Regions from separate parts of the Homo sapiens genome. Here region 2 is linked to region 1. A link is a loop called in an ENCODE intact Hi-C map of the cell type or tissue named here. Cell type or tissue: breast epithelium. All regions are shown on one strand. Links, peaks and the distances in the headings refer to the core of each region. The heading gives the core; the rest is flanking DNA.

Region 1 (2,813 bases), core at 99-2,598:
TATATAGCCTTATAAGAAGTACTGTTTATTATTTTACCAACCTAAAGCTAGTCCTATAGTGAAATCATCTAGAGTTAAAATTCTCTCCTACTTTTGTAGCCTACAGATACTGCAGTTCACAACGATGCTCCTGGATCACCTATTCTTTTTTCTGTGATACTGGAACTGGTTATCACTATGCCTTATTTCCTTCCATCTCTTAAATTGTGATGAGTCATAGACTTTTACTTCTTTGCAGATGTAGAAAACGAATAAATTGCAAAGCCTTCTCAGTGATTGTGTTGGGTCTGCAACTTAGCACTGTTGACCTTGGGGTTTGTATCTTTTTCTGGAAAACGTAACGGCTCTTCTGGCAACACAATTTTCCATTTTCTATCTCAGAAATACTATAGAGCACTATTCTCTGTGTAGGTGTAGTTGTCGGTATTACAAACATGCCTTCCCTTCTAATGATCTTCTCCCATCTGCCTCTAACACATCATGAGAGGACCTTCTAGGTGGTTTATTTTTATAGGAACTTGGGCTTCACATTTGTTGGAATCTGAATGGGAAGAAGACTGGAGAGAGTGGCTTATACATGTCATATCTATTACCTTGAAGGAATCACCTTCTCTATTGTGATTTTATTATGTTTATCGTAATTATACTTCTACAACTTCACAAGGCATTTAGACATGTTACCAGCCTCTTGCATGAGCTCAATATTGCTTTCTGTGATTTTTATGTCCCTGTTTTAAAAAACGTATGACATCAGAGTGACCACAAATTAACAGGAAAGCCAAAAGTTCTGAGAGAGGGACTGAAGGCTGGGGTGGAGAGGGAGTGCTTCCTTTTCTGGCTTCTTCTGTCAGTACAGCTCCCTACCCCTCACTCAAATGTTCCAGACTATTTACTTGTCATCTGAAGTCAGTCGGCATTCTGCCTATGCCTGCATGGGCTTTGTTCAGCCCTGATGCACCAGGCACAGGGGGAAAGGCAACAATAATATCAAAAAAGGCCGAGTGGGAGGATAGATCTGAGCACTTAGGAAGAGGAATGTTCCTATAAAACAGGGACTCTTGGCAGTAGAGCCAGTGAAAAATGATACCAATTACATAAAGCAAAATGCCACCCATCAAGCAGAACATTTTAATTCTCCCTATTCCAGGCTATTTATGACTTTTTGTCCAAGATTCAATACATATCTGTAAAAATAAATGGAATCAAACTCATCTGTTAGGTAGAATGGGGCCTGTGCTAGAGGGGAAAAAAAAGGCAAGAAAACATTACCAGCATGTTATTGGAGAATTCCAGGGGCTGGGCACAGAAGAACTTCAAATATAATTTTGCCTCTCATGTTTTTTCCTGTTTAGGTTAGTTGTATGAAAAAGAGAGAGGTAACCAATTTTATGGAGACATTTAAAATATTTAAATTAATTTTACTTTCTTTGAGAAGTTTCTATTTTGATTCAATACTTATACTATCCCGCCCAAAAACAATGAATGAACCAACAAACCAACAAACCAGCGAACCAACCAACGAAGCAACAGACCAGCCAACCAACCAACCAACCCACCAACCCAGCTCTCTGTTTTCCAGGGCAACTTTTCTTTACAGTTCTGCCGGAGATGGTCCAGGACTCACAGCTGGTTTCCTGAAAGGCTGCCACAAGATGGCGACAACGTCACAGTGGAGAATGGCCAATTGCTTCTGCTGGACACTAACACAAGCATCCTCAACTTACTGCACATTAAAGGTGTGTGAAGTTTGTAGGTTGGTAATATTATTCTATATGATTATATCACTTGTAGGGGGGATGGAGGAGGGAAACTTTCTGGATAAGTTCCAGAACTTAGTTGACAATTTATCCTCAGACCAAACTGAAATTTTACTATGTAAAGGAAGAAGTGGTCAGAGGGTTCAAAGTGAAAGGCCTTTCTTTGGACTCATTATAAGCACAGAGCTTGATTAGTTTAATTTTTCAAAAACAAGAAGGTTAACAGTGTTCTCAAAGAATATGCTTCTTTATTCAAGCACTTTTTAGTCATGCTTATCCAGGACAGCCCCCACAATATAGCAAAATGCCCTGAAATTGGTTAACGTTGCTGCCTTTGAAATACCCTGCCAAGAAAGCCATGTCTTCCTGCTTTTACCCTGTTGTGGTTTTGACTTCTTGGTCCCATGGAAAGTCATATAAATAGGCTTTCTTATTGCAAAACCGGCTATATAGCTCTAGGGTTTATGAAGTTGGAAGAGGCTGAGATTTCGAATTTCAACCCTACTACCACATCTTCAAATGGCTAAGTCAGTTATTTCACCTCTTTGTGCATTTCTTTCCTTATCTGCTAAATGAGAATAAAAATCATGGCCTACTTTAGTGGCTGGAAATAAGGAATAGTTATCAAAATGCCTCTGTTCATTGGCAAATGAAAATTACATGGGAGATATGATTAGTTATGGATCTCTATGAAACTCTGCACTAAAACACTGTTCTTTACTATAAATATATTTAACACACAAACATTCATCCTTATTAAGATAAGAATATAGCTACATGAGGGGAAAAATAAAATATTTTAAAGAGGATAAACTAATGGAATTTTAATACCTGTCTCTTTTAGACCGAATCAGGATTTAGGCATTTTGTCATTCTCTATTCTGGAAGCTGTTTTTTTTCTCTTCTATAGCAAGGAGAAGTTTTCAGTCAAATCAGTTAATTAGTGCCCTTTAGGGGATAAAATGGTCTGTCAGCTTGGGCTCTTGCCCTGTCTTTGTGTGTGTGTGTTTGTGTGTGTGTGTGTGTGTGTGTGTAGCTAGTGGCTATGGGAATGCC
Region 2 (2,813 bases), core at 198-2,697, 1.1 Mb after region 1:
GCGAACAGGGATGGACGCTGTTTGAGTACAGGGCTCCGGACAACCTTGTTGGACGTCGATTCAATCAAAACCAAGGAGAAGCTTCATGAACTGCAGAATAAACAATTCTGCAGATTTTTAATTTAATTTTTAAAGATAAGTCAAAGGAAAAGAACACAAAGAAGGTGCTTCAGAAGGAACTTCAGAAATAAACCCCTTATTTCCGGTTGAATTTTTTATGTTTCGTCTTTCCTTTTCTCCTCTTCCTCCTTTTTGTTTTCCTTTTTTCTTTCCTTCATTTCCCTTTTCGTTCCTTCCTTTCTCTCTCCATTCCTTTCTTCCCCTTTAAATGTTAACCTTAAATCATACACAATCTATACAGATTTTTCACTAGGAGCATCAGCAAAGATTTTCTTCTTTGCTTCCAGAGCTAGTTAGGAGATGAGAAGGGATTTTTCTTAATCTTATTGTGTGGTGGGACTTGAAACGGGTTCCACACCCCCTGACTTCTAGAACTAAAATCAGTGCCAGATCAATAATCTGAAAGATAAATATTATAGACTTGGAAGTTCAGATTCTCCAGGCACAAGACATTTAATTAATGGAAATAATTGTTTTCTCCCTTTCAAATCAATAATTCTGTCATTGTTATTACCTAAAGATCATTACAACCCAAATAAAATGCATTTGGAAAAATCTCACTTTTTTTCTCTAAATGCTTTTAACACCTTTTAATATCTTTTTGGTATATTATTGCCTAGTCTAAAATAAATAAACTCTGAGATTTAACAAAACAAAACCTGCAAGAGATAATTTTACACATAAATTAAAATAATATAAGGTATTGTGTTAGTATAACTATTTTATAGCCTTATATATGAATAATTTCAAACTTTTTATGTGTAATTTTATTTTATGCTAGTATTAGGTATTTTTTAAAGTGGAAATATCTTGAGATATTTGGTTAAAATTTAAGTTCTTTAGGAAACCTGAAAAATAACAAATCTGGTTTTATTAAGAATGAAGCATAAACCTAAAAATATACACATATATATAGAGAAATACCTTCAAAATACATAACCATAATTAAAATCCTAGTTATTTTTTTTAACGTGGGCGTTATTCGAAAAGTCCTAGACATTGCAAGGTAAACCGTTCCCACGGACCGTTCCCTGTCATTGAACGGGCAACAGCGCCCTCTGTCGGAATTTTATAGACGCAAACCCTGCAAGTCTCCTTGATTTCTTTTTCGGCAAAGGTTTCTTTCCGTTCTTGAAAACCTGGTATTGAGAGGAACATTTTTAAAGTTCACTTCTTATGATATTTACTAATTTTAGAAACGATCGTTCCAGCATCTAAAAAGTTCAAACGCCCGAAGAAACGCACAATAAAAGCTCAGCCGCTACGGAGAAAATTTTTCCTAACTTGAACCTACCTCTCTTGCTTTTACTTTCTATTACCTTTCGCGTTATCACTCAATCACATGACGTAGGGAAACTATTCCCGCAAGAACTCAGTAAATGGAAACACAAAGGCAAAACAAACTCTGGATTTGAAGGAAATTAAACGAGTAAAATATGCATTTTCCTCGTTATTTTATCTTGCCTTATGTCCATATTTCTTTTTCAGGTTACGCACATGCTCTCCTAGGTGGAACCGCACTTGAGACATCCCAGATAGTTAACACTCGTACTTTCCTCTTTCATTTGCATTTATTTCAGTTTAAAACAGCAAAGAAAAGAATTATTCATACCCTCTTTTTTTTTCAGCCTCATATAGAGGGAATATTATTCAGTAAATGTCGGAGTCTATAATTAAAAGCAAATGCACCCAGCATGAAGCCCTCTGCTGGTGATTTTCGAAGTATGTTCAGGACTGTTTTTTAAAAAATGTACAGAAAAATATCATTATTAAATCAAGGTCAACTAGGAGCACTTTCATGTCTTCTTTCATCTTTCTTCTAAAAATCTAATTATGAATTATCTAAATTTATTTGACTTCCTTCCTTCCACTAGCCCTCACCTTTGCACCTGTGGGTTAACACTCCATGAACTATCTTCCTTTGCAGATGCCCACTGTACCACCTTTTCTTTTTCCATTACACAGTCTCCCTGGGTTTCCCCTTTCCATCTACCCAACGCACAAAAATAATAAAATTAGAAAAGTCAAGAATTAGAATTATTGTGCCAAGTTTGCACCCTGGCCTTTCTCATTCTAGGCGGTGGGGCAGGCTATTTAATAGCCTGAGGTTCAGTGCACTGAACTACAAAATGGAAATGATTGTGAAAATTTATTAAAATAGTATCTGTGGGTAAATATATGTGGTACTATTGCTTCATAAACAATTTAACTTATCATCATTGTCTCAAAACACTTAGCGGGGGGTCAGGAAAGTGGAGGCTTCTAAAAACCAGGGATTTGCAATAAACTCCTGGTTAGAAAGTGGAGGTGGGAAACCCAATATAGGTCTTCAGACTGTGTACTCAACGCTTTGCCCACAGTCTCATGATGCTGTCTTACTTCTTTCCTTCTGAAGTTAAGAAGACAGTATTTTTGGATCATTGAGTATGTCCAGGGTTATTTTTTATAGTCCTGGATTTATAAGTAGGCAAAGGAAAGAAGAGAGGAAGGAAAAACTGTCTTACTTCAGCATCCTCAGATATTGCCCCACCTCTTACCCATCAGAAGCATTATTGTCTGCTGAGTTGAATAATAAGACACGACATCCATATAACAGATCTTGATAAGTTAAAAAATGATAAAACATGACAGCTCCATTTTTTACTGTTGCAGTCTGGCTCCTAATTTTCCTACCATGTTTCTGTCTTAAGCTT

What was found. Peaks named below come from ENCODE experiments on the same cell type or tissue, not always from the same donor. Only the 100,000 strongest peaks of a DNase experiment are listed, where the experiment ranks them.
Region 2: it touches region 1 in a loop (10-fold over the local background); 59 of 110 quality-filtered maps call a loop at or near these places.

Annotation. Positions count from the first base shown.
Region 1 is chr6:51,958,793-51,961,605 of GRCh38, reverse strand. It overlaps PKHD1 (PKHD1 ciliary IPT domain containing fibrocystin/polyductin), which reads left to right. Exons shown (of 67, transcript NM_138694.4): 36 at 1,580-1,736. Among named protein-coding and RNA genes, the nearest start is that of PKHD1, 130 kb to the left of the region's middle. In breast epithelium, for the core only: a CTCF peak has its summit at 1,648 (motif pointing right); a DNase peak (open chromatin) is centred at 1,655.
Region 2 is chr6:50,814,643-50,817,455 of GRCh38, reverse strand. It overlaps LOC124901490 (a long non-coding RNA gene), which reads left to right. Exons shown (of 2, transcript XR_007059923.1): 2 at 1-211. Among named protein-coding and RNA genes, the nearest start is that of TFAP2B, 2.8 kb to the left of the region's middle. In breast epithelium, for the core only: CTCF peaks have their summits at 1,180 (motif pointing left) and 1,817 (motif pointing left); a DNase peak (open chromatin) is centred at 1,175; H3K4me3 peaks cover 1,458 bases; H3K27ac peaks cover 1,242 bases.